Regions from separate parts of the Mus musculus genome. Here regions 1, 3 and 4 are each linked to region 2. Evidence: chromatin loops called from intact Hi-C (ENCODE). Cell type or tissue: gastrocnemius. All regions are shown on one strand. Region 1 has its middle 9.2 kb from the start of Gm46545. Region 2 holds the start of Bcl6 (B cell leukemia/lymphoma 6). Region 3 overlaps Lpp (LIM domain containing preferred translocation partner in lipoma). Region 4 has its middle 2.9 kb from the start of Gm32126.

Region 1 (2,500 bases), 84 kb before region 2:
AAAGTTGGAGGTGGGACATCCAAAAAGCAGAAAGGATTTTGGGATAGTGCCAGGCACAGGAAATTCACCAGGGAAAATGTGAGGAGATCGATGTGTGGTACCTGAGCACAGGTAACCAGTCACATGGCAGAATGTAGATTAGGATAAATGGGTTTAATCTAAGTTATGATCGAGTCAGAGAAGAGCCTAGCTGTATGGCCAAGGCATTTGTAAATATATGTTGAGCCTGAGTCTTCTTTCTGACAGCACGAGACTGAGAAGAAGAACCAGACCTGACTTCTACAAAGGGAAAAGCAGGGTGTGTGCAGAAGGCGTACTAGGGAAGCATATCTCAGTCCGTCAGGAAGGGGTCAGTATTAGGCAGGACCCAGCCAGAGTATGGGAGCACCGAGTAACAAGGGGTACTGAGTAGTGGTACTCACTGGAGATCAGACGCTCTCCATCTGGCTTCTGTCCTCACAGTCCTGAGGTACCATTTACAAATCCTTCTTTAGAAGTGGGGACACCAAGGCTCAGAGATTGCTGAGGGCCACACAGCCATCCAACATTAATTTTTTTCTGACTCCAGAGCCACATCTAACATACGATCTTATTGCTCTTTGCCAGACATCAACAACTAGCACCTGTTGTTGGTCACGAAAGGCAGGTTTACCAAAGCACTGGGCAGGTGTGGGGAACCAAGAAGGCTGGGAAGGTTAGGAGGGGGGACCCATGTGTTGTGACTCTTGATGCACAGTGTGAAGCATTGACACCTAACTCCTGGGGTGCTTGGGCATCAGTGAAGGATTCTGAACAGGAAAGGAATGCATAGCACAGCTATGTTTTAGGAAGCTGGGACAGAGGCGTGTGTGCACCCTTGGCACAGAGAACACATGGCAGCGGAAAGCAAGGGCCTGGCTTCGGATGGATGACGGGAGCAGATGAGACTCGGGATAGATGTCATTCTCACTACTGCTGTTGCAAATATTTGACCACTGACTGCATGCTTGACCTATGCTGAAGTCATCTGATCCTCACCATAGCATCCATATCAGATCTCTCCCTCTGACGCTACTTTTTCACTGCTCATGAGTCTCCATTTCTCCATACTGAGTACTGTTTCTACTTGGGAACAGGACCTAAGACTCCTTCCTGAATATAAGGGGATCCAGGGCTGAGAAAAATGAAAGATCAAGTACTCCCAAATTCACTTCTTCTCCTGTCCTGACAGCTGAGGAGGCTGAGGCCTGGAGACAATCAGTGGCTTGTTCCATCTAGGAAAGGATGGACATACTGACCAGAGGCTAGAGGGCTTTCTTGCGCCAATGCCAAGAGCCCACTCTGGATTTCTAGGCCAGGCTGGAGGCCCTGCAGCTGTGGCGGGTGCCAGATGGCATCCCAGTCACCAGGCTGCAGGGCGCCTGAGGACCCTGTGGTAAGCCACGGCTGGCAGCACCTCCTCCCTCTGGCACTTCGGGTGCAGAATGATTGAGTGAGGGGAGGATATGCCGTGTAGGGGCAGGAATGTTGGTGTCTCAGCACTTGGTAGTGTGAGTTACAGCTGCTCAGGGCCAGCCCAGCATACAAGCTGAAGAGGCAGCTGCCATCTTCACCTTGTCAGAAATACAAAAAAAGAAAGAAAGGGAAGGGAAGGGAAGGGAAGGGAAGGGAAGGGAAGGGAAGGGAAGGGAAGGAAGGAAGGAAGGGAAGGGAAGGGAAGGGAAGGGAAGGCAAGGGAAGGAAAGGAAAGGAAAGGAAAGGAAAGGAAAGGAAAGGAAAGGAAAGGAAAGGAAAGGAAAAAACCATGCTAGCCCATGCAGCCAGAGCAGAGGCAATGGAACCTGATTGGAAAAATGGCAGCATTGCCCAAAGAAACAGGGACAAGCCATGAGTTAGGAAACCCCGGCTCACTTACGATTTGATCCTTCTCTTTCAAACCATGAAGCCTTGAAGAGCCTCTTTAATCTGTTCGTGGATATACTCTCTTTTCTCCTCCCTAGCCTTGCACTATAGGTGGTATGAGTGAGTTGATGTGTGGAGAGGAGAGTTGAGAAAAGAAAAGAGGAGAGAGCAGAGAGTGGGGAAGAGAGGGCTGGGGAGGAGAGGGCATTTGCAACCCAAGGGGTTCTGCAGATGCCATTGGAGTTGAAACTAGTAACGTTAATGTTGATATGGCTAATCTCCGGGGAAATATGGTGATACAATTGAGCATTTGCAAGGAATTTATTTGAAACCTGTATTGTCTTTGCTACTGCTCTATGAAGCTTAAAATACTTCAAAAATGGTAATTCTTACATTCTCTTTCATTGCTTTCTCTTCTATTCAGGGAGCTTTGGCTGAGCAGGCACACTTCAGAGGTCTACAGGCCTCTGAAGGACCTGCCTCCTAGCAGGGAGACCAATGTTATTCTATATCCTAAGCAGGGCAAAGATCTACTGTGCTAAGAGGGCTAAAGTCCCGGCAGCAGAAAGCCCTGGTTTGGGGTGGCCAGGGACCAATGCACAGGCTGATGTAGAGCTAC
Region 2 (2,500 bases):
CACCTGCGTTCCAAAGCTAAATTGCATCTAAGAAATTTGAAGTACTTAATGCTCAGAAAAGGTAGTAATCAGACAGCTAGCTACACAAAGAAATTCACTTCAGCAAAATTAGGGTGTCATTTTGGTCCAGTGGGATTAACTTAATACTCTAAAATGAGAGGGAAGGGGACTCTAAGACACAAAAACCCAAAGCAGCCACCCTGCTTCCGGGCAGTGTGGATCAATTTGACAAAGTCACCGTGTCTTTGGAAGTAAAATGTTCATTTTCCCAACAGTGATAGGATTAGGCCTATGTGTATTCCTCAAAAATCCTTCACAAGACAGGCTTTTCCACCGAGACTGCAGTAATCCATCTGCCAATACGTATTAAAGCATTCAGATTTCTCAGGGACAGACAACGGATTTTCTAAGTTCCAACCCTCACAGAAAACAACCAGCTCCTTCCTCGACTCCCCCAGTTCTAAAACCTGTGACATCATCTTTTGAAGTGGTGGTACTCCAACAACAGCACAGCAAAAACTTCTCATAGGACCAGTCCTCTGTACCCCACAAGCCAGCAGTCTTCCAGAACTCTGCTTGCATCTCTATTTTTAAGCCCACGTTTAGGGTTGTGGTCCACAAGTATTCATTAGAAATTAATATGTGGAGATATTTTGCGAATGCTTGAAAACCCCTCTGTGATTTAACGAGCCACTTGAAGGACTTTCACAGCTAAAGCCCAGAACAGCCTGACCTTTGAAAGAGTCTTTTGCTCCAAACACTTTGAGTTCATTCTAGTTCTTAAGGAATCTGAATATTATTTAGCTCACACCCTTCTTGCAAGAGACAGACATAAAAGAAACAAGAGTCTCACTCATCCAGGGATGAGTAGGAGGGCAAAAACCCCGACCAACATTTAAATAAGGAAACTGCAGCTATGAACACATAACCCAGGGCCCACCGTGAAAGGAGTCTGCCCTGTATTCACCTTTTAAAATAAAGGAAGAAAGAAGGGAAAGAAAGATTCCGCTCCTCTCCTCCCCTCAGCTCTGCTCCAAAGCCTAGAGGACCCGGCTGCGAGCAGTGCGCCTAGTGTAGCACAGCCTGTACTCAATACGCGCAGTATCTGTGATCCTGGCAGCCAGGCCTTTAGAATTCCCTCAGGCTGATCCCTTCAACACATACTGAAGAGATTTTTTTTCCTTTCTCCCGACGACCTTGAAACGAACCCAGTGGGGGTTTAAAAAAAAGGGTGGGGGGAATGTTCAAGACCTTAAGAAAATAGCAAAATACAAACATGTATTTGGCTTCACAGAATGTTGTAACAGGCAAACATTACACGTACCCACACACACATTTCTAGCATCAAGAAATTTCCTGAGAGTCAACAGTAACAGAGTAAACCCACCACTCGCTGTCCTGGAAAGAAACAAACCAAACCAATCCAAATCCTTTTACATCTCTTTCAAGTGCAGGAAAGCTTCAGCAAAAGTCCAAGAGGAAAAGGAAATTGTACCAAGGGCGGCTGGGGGGCGGGCGGGGGGGGCGGGCGGGGAGCGGTGGTGGTGTTGGAGGTTGGGGCTGTCATATGTGGCCAAAAATGTAAGCTTCTGTCAATGGTATTAGGTTGAAATATTGCACCTTTAGAGAGAGAGAGAGATAGAGAGAGAGAGAGAGAGAAAGCGAGAACGCAGGGAGACAATAAAACCAACGAATGACAGTCCCGACGATTTACATAACACCACAAACTTGCAAAAGGCAAAAATCAGAAGCGGAAAAAAAACCCCACCTAAATCATTAAAATACAACAGGAGCATCCCAAGCCACCATCCCCAAAGGACCCCCCCCCCGCCCCAACATAATTGTCCCAAATAAAAAGAAAACAAATGAACCCACCGAAAACTGCTTGGCAAATATTTTTCTCGTGGTGCCTAATACTCTAGCTGGAAGGAGCTGTGGTATTTATTGTTTTCTCCCTCCCTCGTCTCTCTAAACCTGCCTCTAACACACTTGTTCTAACGGCTCAACTCTCTCGCTCCCTTTTGTGTATTTAGCTCGAGGAGCCGAGTTTATGGGTAGGAGAGGAAGAATTAGCCCCAGACCCCGGGAAAGCAAAGCGCACTCTCCCTCTTATGTCACCGAATAGCAAATTAGTTCTCAGAATTCCAGAGGCCGAGCTTTGCTACAGCGAAGACGCCGACGTCACGGAGCCCACGTGACGGCGGCGGAGCGGGCGGTTCCATCGGTGGCCCGGGGCAGGGAGGGTCGCCTTGTAGCCGCGCGCGCCCGCCTCGGGACCCCCGGTGTTCCGGGCGGCGGTGCTGCGGGAACCACGATCCGCACTATAGGGCGGCGAGCGGCGCGGCCCCGAGGCATTCTGCCGGCCGGGAGGGCGCTGCGGAGCGCGCCGCTGCCACCGAGTCCTCCCCTGCTGCGGAGCAATGGTAAAGCCCGCAGCTCAAATTCCGAGAATTGAGCTCTGTTGATTCTTAGAACTGGGGTTCTTAGAAGTGGTGATGCA
Region 3 (2,500 bases), 500 kb before region 2:
CCAGACCTTAAGAAAACTATATCCTAAATCTGGGGTAAAATAGTAGCCATTAAAAAGATGAAATAAGGCAGACAAACAGATGGATGGATGAATTATAAACACATACATACACAAATAATACACATATACATACATACATACATATACACACTCACACACACACATACGAACAGGGAGGGAGAGAAGCCCTATTTTTTTTCAAGTGCCAGGCATGGTAACAGGTAAAAGTCAAAGGAGTAATGACAGGACTGAGGCAGGAGGATCACTTTAGAACAGGAATTGAACACCCACGTGGGTAAGCCCCTGTCTAAGCAGGGAGGGGCTTGTAAGGAGAAGGAGAGAGGGCAGCAGGAAGGCAAGAGTGGGAAGGAGATGGGAGGACAGAGGGTAAGAGTATTATATATGTGCAAGAAATTCTCAAAAAGAATATTCATGATGTATATATGATCTTCTATGACACAAGGGCCACTGAGTACCCATTAGAGCTGCTCCTGGAGTCATCTAGTTCTGAGACCGGTACCCTCATTTCAGCCTATCCAACAAGTGATTACTTGAACTCCTAAGTCCTTCTCCCAGCTCATCACTAATTCTTAGAATCATTTCTTCATTCTTGACCCAGTCTCACTGCAGACATCCCCAAATCTTCCTTCTCTCATGCCCTGCCTGACTGTACGTTAGGACCTCTCTCTCCATACTGCCAAGAAGAGGACCTTGGATGGCTGGCCACACCTCACCAACCGCGCCTCTACCTTACCCCTGCAAGAGCAACTTTTCTTCCTTAGGACCACAGTTTCGCATCATAATCTCTCTACACTTGAATATGCAATGTTAAATGCAAATGTGTAGCAGCTGCTGCTCAGGTTTTTTTTTTTTTAAGGGTTTCTAGAGGCTGGACACATGGCTCAGTAGTTAAAAGCACTGGCTGCTCTTCCAGAGAACCTGAGTTTGATTCCCAGCATCAACCTGACAGCTCACAACCATCTGTAACTACAATTTCAGGGGATCTAGCGCCCTCTTCTGGCTTCTGCAGGCACCAAATACACAGCAGCACACAGGCAAACATGGAAGCAAAACAGTCATACGCAAAATTATCTTTTGTTTTTAAAGAAAAACAATGTACAAGACATATCATTTTAGTAAAAAAGTTCATGGCATTGAAAACTGTGGTTATTTATGCCTCACATAAATAAACTGTAAACATAGCCATACATGTGAGCACGTGCACACGTGCACATTTAGACACACTGGGGAAGAGAGAGAGTAGGAAGGAATGGGGGGGGGGCGAGGGTGCTAGAAAACTTTTTTCCAAAAATTTAACAACGATCATTAAAGCAGAATGTATTCAGGGGTAAATTTTATTTTCTACTTTGTATTTTCCTGCCCTGCTTCAAATTCACTATAGTGCTTAGAAATCATTCAAGTGATAAGACCATCTAGAAATAAAAGAGAACAAAATAAAATGCAAACTAGAAGAAAACAAAAGACTCCAGAGGAAAAAGCACACGTTTGCCCTCAGGGTGTGGCAGGGCATCTATGCTCCAAGTCTTACTGTCCATCCCAGACACCTCTAGGCTAAACATGGCACACTGGAAGGCGGTATCCTTTCTTTCTCTTCTTTTCCGGTGCTTGGAATTGACTCCAAGGTCTAAAGAGGCTCTGCCACTGAGCTGCAGCCCCACTAGGCAATGCTCTTTGAAATCTCTCCTGCCATTTGTAGCTTGGCTCAGCTAAGATCCATTACTATAAATGAGGATAATATAGGGACAGCTGTAGTCTTCCAGAACCTTCCCTCAAAGGAACAAAAGCCCTTGGAATCTCTTAGGATCCCAAACAGAAAAAGAGGGTAGAGCATGCCTTCCCAGCACCCACTGTCGGCCACACCCTGCCCGTCATAAGGTTACACACCAAATGCTACAGAAACGGTGTGTTGAACTCCAGTCGCGTTGATTTCATTGTTCTGTAGCTTTCTTCATATAGCTGCTGCTGGGGCACAGCTCAGGCACAAAAAGGACACCCAAGCCCTTTGAAATACTAGATATTTAATCACTATGCCACCACGAAATCCACTTTGGCACCAGAGCAATGGTGACAGTATGTGTTGTAGCTCAGTTTTTGTGCTGAGAATGAAAACAGTCTACCTATAGAACCAGCGACCATCTCTACCAGTTATTACTGACACACACCAGCACAGGATACCCCTACAATGCTACATCGATCAAACAAGCGCAGGCTTCATAGCTCTAACTAGAAGTGCTCACGGTGAGTTTTGTTTTCTTTTTGATTTCTAGTCAGCAATTATTGGATTTTCTACATGACATTTCATTGTTATCATATTTAAAAGAAAAGAAGAAGGTGGTGGCCCCATAGGAAGATATGCCAACAACCAGCACCTTGAAGAGACAGCATCTCTCTTCAAGCTGAAGCTGGGGCTGCCTCAGAGGCACGAGTGCAGGGAACAGGCTGTAACTAGGTCACTGGATTTTGCTTCCTCACAGTAGAC
Region 4 (2,500 bases), 170 kb before region 2:
GGTTACGCCTCACCATGAACCTGTTGGTCTCTTGTGTCTGCATGGAGAATCAGGAAGTGTCCTTAACTTTTTATCCTCACATCTCAGCACTCCATTCTTCAGGTTCTAGGCTTATAAGCACCATGGCTTCCATGTTCTGATCCACAAGACAACTTTGTCGAACAGACACTAACTTTAAAAAACAAAAACAAAAACAAAAAACAGAGAAATAATTGAAGATTCTATTAGGAAACTAGACCAGACATACTGGTACATGTCTACTCCCAGTATTCATGAGGCTTAGGTGAAAGGGTCACACTCAAGTTGAGGAAAACATGGGCTACAGAGAGAGGTCTTGTCTCAAAACTAAATAAATAGGCAGGGAATGGACTCACAACCACCAGGGTGTTGAGCAGAGACCAAGTTGGGCTTGCTCTTTTGCGTCTGCTATTGGTGTGCTTTTCCAGCTTCCAATGACCTCAAGTACTTATGTCAGAACTGTTAACTGGGGTGAGAAATCTTTGAACTGCTGCTTGCTTGGGAACCCACAACACCATGCTGGAGAAAGAAAGGCTTGATCAACTCATGGGTCCAGCCTTTGCTGGAAGTAGAAAGGGAACCCCCTCAAGTTTCAGGTGAGAAATGGAGTCCCTAAAGACAGGTGTCATGTCCAATGTCATGCAGAGTGAGGATTGAGGCTGGGACACTCACATGAACCTCATGTCTCCACCTGCTTGTCAGTTGTCATATACCCAAACATCCTTCACGCTTGCCCTCCTCTAGCTACCGGCTACAAAAAAAAAAAAAAAAAAAAAAAAAAAAAAAAAAAAAAAAAAAAATCAGTACTGACAAATCCTTGACCATGGTTGCAAGGACAGTGCAACATTGTCTGCCAGCTTGGGAATGGACTAAGGAAATGGGGACAGAGGGAGGCAAGCATGCTCCAATCTCAGCTGTCACTTTGCATTTCATCTGCCCCGTGCCAGGCACTGGATTTATTGCTGGTGAGAAAGATGACTCATGTTCTTCTGATGCCAAGCAACTAATTTATCTCGCTATGGCTTGGTAGGCACAAACGTTTAGTGTGTGATCAAAAATAGAGACCACCTGTCACCCAGTACCTTGGAACTGGTCGTCAAGCCTGAGAACTTACTCAAACATTTAGCCCAAATACAACCAGAAGACTTTGTTTTAGGATTCATCTTTTGTAACACCGGTACAGAAACGAGAAGAAATGTAACAGAGAGAGGCATCTCACTTGGAAGTCACCTATAGGGTTTATTCCCATTTGAGTTATTATATCGACTGGCTTGCTTTCTTTCTTTCTTTCTTTCTTTCTTTCTTTCTTTCTTTCTTTCTTTCTTTCTTTCTTTCTTTCTTCCTTCCTTCCTTCCTTCCTTCCTTCCTTTCTTTCTTTCTTTCTTTCTTTCTTTCTTTCTTTCTTTCTTTCTTTTTTGGCTGGGACAAGAGATTCCTTTTCTTTGAGCCACATTATCACTATCTCCTGGAAAGGGTTAAAGTAGAAAAACTTTGGAGGATTATCTCTTTTCTTTTCTTTTCTTTCTTTTTTTTTTAAGCCACACTTTTGTTAATTCTTAAAGAGTTTTATACAATTTATCTTCTCCATAGCTTCATCCAGATCTATCCTCTCCTCTCTCTCTATTTCGTGTCCTCTTTCTGTTTTACGTTCTCATACAGCAGATGCTCTGGTCCTCCAGCTTTTTCTATCTTTCTGTCCCTCTTCCATGATGTTCCCTGAACCTTATGTGTAAGGGACATGCTGTAAATGTATATTAGCTGCGTCTGATCACCCTGCAGTCAGCTGATCTTTGCATTTTGACCTGTTATGGCTTCCTATAATGATCTCCATCTACTGCAAAAAGAAACTTCTTTTCTGAAGTGGAGAAAACTACTTTTATCTGTGGGTATAAGGCAGGCATGTAGAATGCAGATAGGAATGATAGGAGTTTAGGAAAGTGGCAATAGTTGGTTCCCCTCTAGCTTCCAAGGCCTCGCCAGTCAGAGGCTGTGATTTATTTCGATAGGCTCTTGAAATGATCATAATTTATACAGAGGCATCCACTGTATATTTTCCCCCATAAGATTCACACTATGCTAGAGCCTTCTCTATGCTATGGGAAAACAGCCTAATTTCAATACTGCCCAACAGCCTGTCTCATGCAGTTTCTCTAACACATACACCCAAACACACACACACACACACACACACACAGAGAGAGAGAGACAGACACAAATAAAGACAGACACACACACACAGAGACAGAGACACAGACAGAGAGACAGACACTCACAAAGACAGACAGACAGGCAGGCAGGCAGGCAGGCACACACGTGCACACACACACACACACACACACACACACACACACACACACTCCTAAAGTCACAAGCACACACACACACAGATACAATTCTGTCTGCAGAAACTAGACTGTTTTCCAAGCCTCTAGGAGTACCAAATGCTCTTTAGAAACTGAAATTACTTTGGAGATAACAGACT

The links. A loop is a pair of places that touch in the nucleus more often than their neighbours do. Peaks named below come from ENCODE experiments on the same cell type or tissue, not always from the same donor. Only the 100,000 strongest peaks of a DNase experiment are listed, where the experiment ranks them.
Region 1: a loop joins it to region 2, with 12 times the contacts of the local background. A loop is called at or near these places in 4 of 42 quality-filtered maps.
Region 3: it touches region 2 in a loop (6-fold over the local background); 13 of 42 quality-filtered maps call a loop at or near these places.
Region 4: a loop joins it to region 2, with 5 times the contacts of the local background. A loop is called at or near these places in 11 of 42 quality-filtered maps.

The regions. Positions count from the first base shown.
Region 1 is chr16:24,072,215-24,074,714 of GRCm38, reverse strand. No RefSeq gene overlaps it. Among named protein-coding and RNA genes, the nearest start is that of Gm46545, 9.2 kb to the left of the region's middle. In gastrocnemius, no CTCF peak of the experiment used is centred here; a DNase peak (open chromatin) is centred at 1,390; H3K27ac peaks cover 2,500 bases.
Region 2 is chr16:23,988,604-23,991,103 of GRCm38, reverse strand. Bcl6 (B cell leukemia/lymphoma 6) reads left to right here and starts at 2,252. Exons shown (of 10, transcript NM_009744.4): 1 at 2,252-2,500. Gm31527 (a long non-coding RNA gene) reads right to left here. Exons shown (of 2, transcript XR_384770.3): 1 at 1,876-2,500. In gastrocnemius, no CTCF peak of the experiment used is centred here; DNase peaks (open chromatin) are centred at 1,095 and 2,274; H3K4me3 peaks cover 2,500 bases; H3K27ac peaks cover 2,500 bases.
Region 3 is chr16:24,484,004-24,486,503 of GRCm38, reverse strand. The region is part of intron 3 of Lpp (LIM domain containing preferred translocation partner in lipoma); the gene reads right to left. Among named protein-coding and RNA genes, the nearest start is that of Gm24440, 79 kb to the right of the region's middle. In gastrocnemius, a CTCF peak has its summit at 1,054 (motif pointing left); no DNase peak of the experiment used is centred here; H3K4me3 peaks cover 667 bases; H3K27ac peaks cover 2,356 bases.
Region 4 is chr16:24,155,363-24,157,862 of GRCm38, reverse strand. No RefSeq gene overlaps it. Among named protein-coding and RNA genes, the nearest start is that of Gm32126, 2.9 kb to the left of the region's middle. In gastrocnemius, no CTCF peak of the experiment used is centred here; a DNase peak (open chromatin) is centred at 940; H3K4me3 peaks cover 260 bases; H3K27ac peaks cover 2,412 bases.